2 separate regions of the Homo sapiens genome follow, and region 2 is linked to region 1. Evidence: read pairs that join two places in POLR2A ChIA-PET (ENCODE). Cell type or tissue: HCT116. All regions are shown on one strand. Each heading gives the region's core, and the rest is flanking DNA. Links, peaks and the distances in the headings are about the cores only. Region 1 holds the start of KRTAP4-7 (keratin associated protein 4-7). Region 2 holds the start of KRTAP4-6 (keratin associated protein 4-6).

What was found. Peaks named below come from ENCODE experiments on the same cell type or tissue, not always from the same donor. Only the 100,000 strongest peaks of a DNase experiment are listed, where the experiment ranks them.
Region 2: POLR2A ChIA-PET joins it to region 1 with 5 read pairs; 2 of 35 experiments call an interaction of 5 or more read pairs at or near these places.

What each region holds. Positions count from the first base shown.
Region 1 is chr17:41,080,579-41,085,963 of GRCh38, reverse strand. KRTAP4-7 (keratin associated protein 4-7) reads right to left here and starts at 1,814. Exons shown (of 1, transcript NM_033061.4): 1 at 820-1,814. The coding sequence starts at 1,757. The coding sequence ends at 1,290. RefSeq lists an enhancer at 990-1,519. In HCT116, for the core only: no CTCF peak of the experiment used is centred there; a DNase peak (open chromatin) is centred at 2,266; H3K4me3 peaks cover 2,494 bases; H3K27ac peaks cover 3,089 bases.
Region 2 is chr17:41,137,915-41,143,299 of GRCh38, reverse strand. It overlaps KRTAP4-6 (keratin associated protein 4-6), which reads left to right and starts at 2,756. Exons shown (of 1, transcript NM_030976.2): 1 at 2,756-3,867. The coding sequence starts at 2,813. The coding sequence ends at 3,430. RefSeq lists an enhancer at 3,112-3,624. In HCT116, for the core only: no CTCF peak of the experiment used is centred there; no DNase peak of the experiment used is centred there; H3K4me3 peaks cover 485 bases; H3K27ac peaks cover 448 bases.

The DNA.
Region 1 (5,385 bases), core at 198-5,197:
ACCAAAAGCAATGGCAACAAAAGCCAAAATTGACAAATGGGATCTAATTAAACTAAAGAGCTTCTGCACAGCAAAAGAAACTACCTTCAGGGTGAACAGGCAACCTACAGAATGGGAGAAAATTTTTGCAATCTACTCATCTGACAAAGGGCTAATATCGAGAATCTACAATGAACTCAAACAAATCTACAAGAAAATAATTCTTAAAAAGAAAAGTGAGCCTTGAAATTTTCAGCCTTTCTGGGTTTATATATAGTAAAATGTTAAGTGTGGAGATGTTTAAATTATAACGTAAACCCATAGAGACCACTGTCAGAAATATACCATGCTATCCAGATAAAATACAGCTCAACATGCTTTTTTTTTCTCAGCAGAACTCACTGGGAAATAAAGCCCGCTTTTTGGTTATAAATTCCAAAATGTTGTTTATTGAGTGAAATGACTCGAGTACATTAAATTCTTTATAGAAGATTTCCCTTATTTCATTGGTGTCTACTTTTCTGAAATTTGGTTTTATGTTTTTTGTCAAAATAGGGACAATAGTATTGTGAGATATAATGTGTTCATGATAAAATGTGTTTCAAGAGCTAAGGCATGAATTAAATGTCTTAATTTAGAATATTAAGACACATGTGCACATACACACACATATACACACAGCACTTTTATTCCAATACCTTAAATTATCTATATTTGATATAGAATGTATCTTCAAAATGATTTCAAGACGGGTTGCTCCTCCTGTGTCTTTGTGTAAAATATAATTGCCAGGGAATCAGTAAAATAATTATGAAAGCAATAGAGAATGATACCAATGAATTCTTAAGTGCAGAAAAGTTTATTAGAAAGCAGAGATACAACAAAGCATAAGAAATTCACCCTAGGAGAAACACAGAATACAATTGGGTGGCTGGATCTGAGGGTGCAACATCAGTGACAAAACTGGTCCTGCAGATAATATCTACCTCACTGAGAAGGAGAATCTGTACCTTAAAGTGATAAAGAAAATAAGGAAATCAGAAGATTGGAATAATTTCTTAGCTAGTGTATTACAAATTAATTCACATTTGGTGCCACCACCAGAAGAAAAAGAAAGCAAAGGAGGGAGTTTAAAATGAACCAGAATGTTCTCACAGAGTCAGTGAAATGGTGGTGGGCTCTTTGGAAGCATAAGGTCCATCCTATTGAATGACATCAACCCCACTTCATGTATCCTAATGGTCAGCACAGTAGAAGGGTCTACATCTGTGGGCCAGTGGTGAAGGGGGACGTGAGCCAGGGCAGTGGGCTCAGCAGCAAGAGGAGGCACAGCACAAGGGGCGGGGACAGGTGGAGATGACACAGGTTGGGCGATAGCAAGTGGTGTGGCAGGAGACTCGGCCACAGACTGGACGCAGGCAGCAGCAGGGGCGGCAGCAGCTGGGGCGGCAGCAGGTGGGCTGGCAGCACACAGACTGGCAGCACTGGGGCTTGCAGCAGCTGGACATACAGCAGCTGGGGCGGCAGCAGCTGGAGATGCAGCACCTAGGGTGGCAGCAGGTCGTCTCACAGCAGGTGGGGCGACAGCAGGTGGGTTGGCAGCACACAGACTGGCAGCACTGGGGCCTGCAGCAGCTGGACACACAACAGCTGGGGCGGTAGCAGGTGGTCCTGCAACAGGTGGTCTGACAGCAGCTGGGGCGGCAGCAGGTCTCCTGACAGAGGTCTTGGCTGCAGCCCTGGTCAGAGCACACGGAGCCACAACAGGAGCTGACCATGGTGTCAGAACGGGGAGGATCTGGGTGGGTTTCCAAGAGAGTGAAGTTCTTGGGTTTGGAAGTCTTCTGGGTCCATAGCCTCCTTTATACCCTGCTGAAGGCCCATTGCCACCACGTCATTATTTCCTTATTATTTACCTCGTGGAAAACTTAATCATGTAATTACATAATTGTGTGTTTCTACTTAAATACTCCAAAAGAGAGAAAATAACCCATTTCCTTTTCCTGCTGTGCTCCTGTGTTTCTATTGGAAACACTTGTCATATTTCTTCCTTAGTGGGGGTCACCTTTGTCCCTGGTCTCTGCAGTGTCTTTTACAAAGCACTGGTCACATGACTCTGACACTTTATTTCTAAATGTGATTCTCCCTCCTACCTGTAGATTGCTCTCTGCAAATCATGGGGGACAACTTTTATAATGTTAATGTGTCTTTTGTTGTCAAATAATGTCCTGGTCAGATGAAATGTTGGAAAGGAATTAGAAGGAAGGACTCATTCGGGAGAAGGATGTCCCATCTATAATGAAGATGACTCTGATTCCGTGTATGCTTCTTGAATGGTTGGGGAGATGGTCAGATCTTAAGGAAGTTATAAACTCTGTGTCAGATCTCATTCCACCACTCCAAGTGAAAGTACTTAGCCATGACTCATTGCCTTTAATGAGTAAAAACACATTTTTCTGTATGTCTTACAGTATAGGCATTTGGAGTAGGAAGTTTTGATTTACCTTTGATCATCAAAACTGCATGATGGATTATTCATTGACAAAAGCATTTGTTATATGTAAACAATATTTAGAATTATTAAGCCTTCAATAATATGCATCCAAGACATTCTATTGGGTACTCTGGGTATAGAACAGATAAACCCTCCTCTTTTTCCTGCAGGTACTTGTATAAGACACATGCATAAGAAACAGAATTTGGCAAAAATGAAAAGAATTACAATTATGTTCATTAAACAACTAAAATAAAAATGTATAGTATGTGGATAAGTTCCATACATCCTCAGGGTATGTATATTACTTGTGAAGTATTGACTATGTACCAGACATTGTGCTAAATATCTTTTTCATTTTCACTCTTTATTACAACCTTATAAAGTAGTGTACATTCTTATTGCTCTTTTAGCAGAATACTCAAAAGAAGCATTAAAAAGCTAAAACAAACAAACAAAATGCTTGTCCAAGATTAAAGAGAAAGTAAGCCTAATATGTCTTAGTGTAGCCAAGAAAGTGGTAAAGAACAAAATTTGCTAAGCTTGCTGAAACTGCTTCATCTTCTTGGAATGTGTCGTCTTTTTTTGTCCACTCTGCAAACTCCTACTCATTTGTCAAAACCCAGTTAAATATTTCCTCCTCAGTAATATCTTTCCTGATAAACTACCCCATTCATTTATCATTATTTCCTGCCTTGTGCTCATAATGTGATACATTCTACTGTATCATAGACGTTTACTTCTTTCATTCCCCCATATGCAATGCAAATAGCCTGAAGGCATGGGCTATGACGTTTCTTTTTGTTACCATGATACTCAGCACAGAGAACACCGGAAATAAATGTTTGTTGAATGAATGAAGGCTTTTTGATGACATAGAAGCATGTAAGGTCCTTTAAAAATGTATATATCGTTTGACTTCTGGATAAAAGAGAGGAAAACATTCCAAACAAGGAGATCAGAGTTTCATTTCAGGAAAACTACAATTATTTATGTGGTAAGCAACATGTCCCCTGATAAATAGCATATGTGGAACCTTGTGGAATTAGGATTCCGTTTATAGAATGAGACTTGGTTATAGATAACCAGGAATACCATGTTATCCCATTGTGGAAGGGAGAGAGGGTGAGACAGAGAAAGAAGGAGTCAAACTCATCCTTTTATAAGGAACCCACTCTTGTGATAACAACATTAATCCACTCATGAGGGTGGTGTCACCATGACCCAAACATCTCCTGTTAGGCCCCACCTCCCAACACTGCTGCATTGAGGATCAAGTTTCCAACACATGAACTTTGAGGGACACATTCAAACCATTGCATTCCACCCTTGGCCCCCCACATCCATGTCCTTCTCATACGCAAAATATATTCCTTTTATCCCAATAGTCCCAAAGTCATGTTCCATCACCAACTTAAAAGTCAAAATGTAAATCTAAGAGTCTCATGTGACTCTGATATGAATAAGACTCAACACAGGACTTATCCTGAGGCAAATTCTCCTCCATATGTGAACCTATTAAAGAAGTTATCTAGTTCCAAAATCCAATGGTGGGAGAGGCATAGGATAGACAGGCCCATTCCAAAAGGGAGCAACAGGAAAGAAAAAGGGTAACTGGCCCCAGGTGAGTCCAACAGGGAAGACAGCATTAAATCTTAAGACTGGAGAATAAACTTCGACTCCATGTGCTGTCTCCTGGATGTGCCCGACATGGGGAAGGGCTGCCTGGGGCCTTGGTGTTAGGCCCCAAATGCCCTCAGATAGCCCTGCCCCATGGCTTTGCTGGGCTCAGCCCATACAGCAGCTATCTGATTGGAGTCTCTGCTGCAGCTCTCTCAGGCTAGTATTGCAGGCTGATAGTTCTACAGTTCTAGGGTCTCAGTGGCTGCTCTGACCCCCCGTTTTCCTGAGCATGGCCCTAGGAGGACCTCTCTGCTGTGGCTACACCCCTAAGGCAGGCTGTCAGAAACATCCTTTCAAACCTAGGTGGACAACCATTGCCCCACAACTCCTGCAGTCTGTGTATCTACAGTCAGTACTACATCAACACCACCAAGGCTCACAGTTTGTACCCTCTGCAGCAGCAGCACAAGTCTCATCTAAGCCCACTTGAGCCACAACTGGAGCAGCAAAGGGGCACTGTGCTAGAATGTGGAGAGTACCAAGCCCTTTCTGACCTCAAGTTTCTCTCATTTGGAGCCTGTGATGGGAGGGATAGCTTCAACAATCTCTGAAATGCCTTCAGAGCCATTCTCCCATTGATCTGATGAACAGCACCTAGCTTCCTTCTATTCTTATCAATCCTTGTATCAAAGCATCACTTGGCCACACCCTTGCATGCTTTTTCATTCTTTTTTTTAAATTTTATTATTATTATACTTTAAGTTTTAGGGTACATGTGCACAACGTGCAGGTTTGTTACATATGTATACATGTGCCATGTTGGTGTGCTGCACCCATTAACTTGTCATTTACATTAGGTATATCTCCTAATGCTAGCCCTCCCCCCTCCCCCCACCCCACAACAGTCCCTGGTGTGTGATGTTCCCCTTCCTGTGACCATGTGTTCTCATTGTTGGTCAGGTTGCACATTTTCTACATCTATATTCTGTGTTTCCCTTTTAATTGCGAATTCCACCTTTAAATCGTTTCTTTCCTCTTGCATTTTACTATACGCAGTTCAAAGACACCAATCAGCTCCTTCAACATTTTTCTTGGAAATTTCTTCCCCCGATATACTTGTTCTTCTTTCTTTAACTCTGCCTTCCATAAAGCCTTTAGACATGAACATAATTCAATCAAGTCCTTTGCCACTTTGTAACAAGGATGGCCTTTACTCCAGTTTCCAATTCTTGTTCCTCATTTCCATCTGAGATCTCATCAGAATAGCCTCTATTGTCCATATTTCTCTC
Region 2 (5,385 bases), core at 103-5,102, 57 kb before region 1:
CAAGCCTCTTTCTTTCTCCCTCCCATAACCTGTTGATATGGTTAGGCTTTGTGTCCCCACCCAAATCTCATCTTGAATTGTAGTTCTCATAATCCCCACGTGTCATGGGAAGGACACAGGGGGAGGCAATTTAATCATGGGGTCGGTTACCTTCATGTGATAGTGAGTTCTCATGAGATTTAAGGGTTTTATAAGGGGCTTATCTTCCTTCTCCTCTGCACTTCTCCTTGCTCCCACGATGTGAAGAAGGATGTGTTTGCCTCCCCTTCTGCCATGATTGTAAGTTTCCTGAGGCTTCCCCAGCCATGGTGAACTGTGAGTCAATTAAACCTCTTTCCTTTGTAAATTACCCAGTCTTGGGTATTTCTTCATAGTAGCATGAGAATGGACCAATACACCTGCCTTGCCACTAAAACCTGTTTCCTGTTTTTGGCCATGCTCTGAGCCCTCATTCTTTCTGGGACCTCAAGATGTTGTATAAGCTTCTGTACCTTATTGAGGGGTTGAGTTTTCATTCTGAAGGCTCTTGGGTATACTTGTTAGATAAATGTGTATGCCTTTTCTCCTACTAATCAATCCGCCTCAAGTCAGTGATTTTTCAGTGAGGAAAATCCTTCCTCCATTGCACTTCTGTGGTGCCTTATTTACACATGGGCTCTATCATCTCATTCTCCATTGGAAATTCATGTGTCTATCAGCTCCTTCTAGAATACAAACTCCACTAGGGCAGAGATCTCCAGGTTCCTCAGGCCCCACATAAGTTCACAAGAGACATCCCTTCATTCCCAGGAAGAGAAAATATTGTGAAGGTAATTTGTTCTTTCCTTGAATAATTGCTTTTCCCTGAATGTCCACGGCACTAAAGAAGACCCTTTATTTAGAACCATGATCATGTGAGGATTTTATTTAAAAACTCTTTATGGGCCGGGCACAGTGGCTCTCTCCTATAATCCCAGCACTTTGGGAGGCCAAGGTGGGTGGATCACCTGAGGTCAGGAGTTTGAAATCAGCCTGGACAACATGGTGAAACCCCATCTCTACTAAAAATACAAAATTAGACGGGCGTGGTGACACATGGCTGTAATCCCAGCTACTTGGGAGGCTGAGGCGGAAGAATTACTTGAACCTGGAAAGCAGAGGTTGCAGTGAGCTGAGATGGTGCCACTGCACTCCAGCCTGGGCAATAAGAGTGAAACTCCATCTCAAAAAATAAATACATAAATAAATAAAATAAAAACTTGTTATGAATGCAATTTCTGTGTAAATGTAACTGGACCCAGGTTCAGCTGCTTGCTGCTGGAAAGCCAACACATAAGAGGCAAGGGCTGGTGAAAGGAAAGTTAGTTCTAGTTGGAGAGCCAGTAAACCAGAGGATAACCTTGCTTTGTGTGAGGCCAAGAAAGATATTGGAGAAAAATGGCATTTGAACTAACTGGTAATGAATAACTAGAAGAATGCTAAGTGAAGGAAATAAAAACATTTCACCCCAAGATATATCTCACTGACATCCTTTAGCTAGTGAACTAGCATTCTAAAGTGCCATCTTAAATTTTAAAATTTGCCATAGGGTTTTGAAAGGGAAACTTGGCATGGGAGACATGCAGGGGTGGTGCAGGGTGCTGAGTCTGCATGTCTTGTTCCAATGGCTATCTTGGGTGTCCAGAGGTTTGGGAGGCATTATTTTGACTTCAGCCCAATGGTGGTGGATTAATTGTTCAAGATTCCCCCTAAGTGAGAGGATTCCTCAGGGCTCTGTGCCTGGTTTGTTTCAAGATTAGCCTCTGGAATTTCTTAAGCAAGAATATAATTAGATAAGATATTAGATAGTATTGCCAGAAGGGAGTGTGCAGAGGGAAGGAATGAAGAGGTGAGAGGGGAGGAAAGGAAGAGAAAGTGGGTGATTTTTAAAATTGAGGTCCACAGTTACATAAGTACCTGTAAGTTAAAGAATATATCTTTTATATTCCTCTCAATGCTTCTTAAAAAATCTTAGAAATAAGTGATACTAAAAAAAAACCCTGCTAGATGTTTTAGCTCAAAATGTATGAAAAAGATTTTAACAAAATGTCAATAAAGCATAACCATTACACATTTGATATTTCAAAAGGCAGATCAAAAACTATGATCCACATTACTCTACTTCAGCCTGTAGGACACTTTTGAAGACAGACGCAGCTCAAGCCCAGATGATGCTTTGTTCCTTAGAAACAGTGAGTCACTACTAACTGTTTCAAGGTGCACCAGAGTGATGAGAATTAACACAGCTTGCAATGACCTAGGAATTTAGTTAGCTCAATGGCCACCCAGAATACATACAATGAATCATAAGCTTCCTTATTTCTCACACTCAAAAACAGGAGCATATTTTCTTTTTTTCCTGTCAGCATTCCAGCTGATTGACACATGCATTTCTCCACTAGAGATCTTAGCCCAATCAGAAGCTCTCCCAAAACGATATCATGATGAGAAACAGACAAGTGACAGTGGCCCTCCCATGTCACATGATACCCAGAGACTGAAGTCATGTGACACTGAAACCAAGGAAAGGAAAACAAGAGGTGACTCATGTGGGAACACCAGGGTGAGAAAAGGGAAATAATCATTTTCTATATATTGGGATTTTTTACTAGAAAAACACAATATAATTTAGTAATTGCATTTGTGTCATATAAACAAAAACAAGGAAACAATCTTCTCATAATCACAAAGGCTCCTCAGCTGGGTATAAAAGGGGACATGCAGCAAGGAGACTCCCAAACTCACGAAACTCACTCTCTTGGAAACCCACCCAGAACCTTTACCCTCTGACACCATGGTCAGCTCCTGTTGTGGTTCCGTCTGCTCTGACCAGGGCTGTGGCCTGGAGACCTGCTGCCGCCCCAGCTGCTGTCAGACCACCTGCTGCAGGACCACCTGCTGCCGCCCCAGCTGCTGTGTGTCCAGCTGCTGCAGACCCCAGTGCTGCCAGTCTGTGTGCTGCCAGCCCACCTGCTGCCGTCCCAGCTGCTGTCCCAGCTGCTGTCAGACCACCTGCTGCAGGACCACCTGCTGCCGCCCTAGCTGCTGTGTATCCAGCTGCTGCAGACCCCAGTGCTGCCAGTCTGTGTGCTGCCAGCCCACTTGCTGCCGTCCCAGCTGCAGCATCTCCAGCTGCTGTCGCCCCAGCTGCTGTGTGTCCAGGTGCTGCAGGTCCCAGTGCTGCCAGTCTGTGTGCTGCCAGCCAACCTGCTGCCGTCCCAGCTGCTGCATCTCCAGCTGCTGCCGCCCCTCTTGCTGTGAATCCAGCTGCTGCCGCCCGTGCTGCTGCCGCCCCTGCTGCTGCCTGCGTCCAGTCTGTGGCCGAGTCTCCTGCCACACCACTTGCTATCGCCCAACCTGTGTCATTTCCACCTGCCCCCGTCCCTTGTGCTGTGCCTCCTCTTGCTGCTGAGCTCCTTGCCTGAAACTATCTCCTCCCCTTCAGCTCACTCCTCACAGAAGCAGACCTTGTGCATCTCATAAACAACTCAGAAGAGGCCATTCCCACCAACTGTGTTTCCATATCCTGGACATATATCTAGGATATATGTCCTGGCTATACATCTAGAATATATGTTCCCCATGTTGACCCAAGTGTGAAATTAGATATTATTTACAGAAAGAAATTAATAGAATTTACCAAATTTTATACCTTATATTTGTATTTATGGATACCAAGTTCTTCTGTCCCAAACATGGAAATTCTTGCAGGGTAACTCGGGGCAAGGTTGTCTCACTCTCAGATTTGAAAGTCTGATTGTTTCACCCTGTATTTCCTTTTACAGCAATGTTTCTGTATCTTATTTTTGCTGCTTCTGAATAAAACTCCACTTTTGTCGCATAGAAATACAATGTTCTTTTTGTGTTGCTTTGTAATGATTGTCCTTAGTTCCTGAGAAATTCCACCCAAAACACAACTGAACGAATCCTATTCTTGCTCTCACCTTCAAGAAAATTGCAACATGTAATGACCTAAAAAAAAGGCAATACATGGATGTTTCCAAAAGTATTGAAAAAAATAAAGATTTTAAGTTAAGTTTTTTTATGAATATGGAGAAGGGTTATATCCCACAGCTAAATTTTCTTAAATATTTTTGAAAGTGTATCTTTCCCTACAATCTCACTCCTCTCTTATTTGCTTTATTTTTCCGTTTCCCTCCTCCACCCATGGCCCCCGATCCTGTCATCTTGTTCTGCCCTTATCTCTTTTATCCCATTCTTGTAAAACCAGAGGCTACTCTTTAAGGTTTATCCATCTCTCGTGTAATTCAATTTATCACACTCTCAGCTGCTTTAATTTCATCTCCATCCATTAACAACAAAATAATTACCTTTAGGGAAAATCAATCTTCTGAGAAGTTGGGGAATTGCAGAAAATGTAAAATACTCAAATTTTAGTATTTTTCCTACCTTAATGACTTTTCTGTGGTGTGTATTTAATAGCATGGTCTTGGGGCACATGGTCTTGGTCAATAAATTCTACAAAAATGAATTTTCATAGAGAAATATGGGGACTTAGAAGAAACCAACTAACGGAATAGTTTGGTTCTTAGTTAAACCCAGAATATGGCCTATAAACTCCATCCTAGGGGGAAAATGGTGAAAATAAATTTTATGTCAATTCAAGCTAGTAAAAGCAGGAGAAACATTTAGAAAGTTCTGTACTAAATACATATTCTAGGAGTTAAAGGTCCAGTAAATAATGTAGTGGTATTGAATCATGAATCTTTAACTTCCATAGGTTCTACTACATGAACGAACAATAATTTAGACTGTGTAGGGGCATTATTCCTTCACACCACTTACAGCACACAACTCCTAATGGGTCAGAGAAAGTAGGTGAAAATTAAATGAACCTCCAGTTGGTCTCAGCATATGAAATGGGACTTTGAATGCCGTGGGACTGAATGTGGCTTCCTGGTCATAGGGAATAAGTGTCTGAGAATAAGACATCTATGCCCTGAGCTGTGGGACACTCCATCACTTGTAAGTTGAAAACAAAGCAACAGAAACCACAGGAGACTGGAAAGGAATCACCAGAGAAGTAAGACAACAACTAGCAGAGTGCAAGGTCCAAAATCCCGATGAAGGAAAGAGTGGTCACTTGAAAAAGTAAAGGACACTCACAGGTAGGAATTGAACAATGAGAACACTTGGACACAGGGCAGGGAACATCACACACAGGGTGGGGAACATCACACACCAGGGCCTGTTGGGGGGTGGGGGGCTGGGGGAGAGATAGTATTAGGAGAAATACCTAATGTAAATGATGAGTTGATGGGTGCAGCAAACCAACATGGCACATGTATACCTATGTAACAAGCTTGCACGTTGTGCACATGTACCCTAGAACATAAAGTATAATTA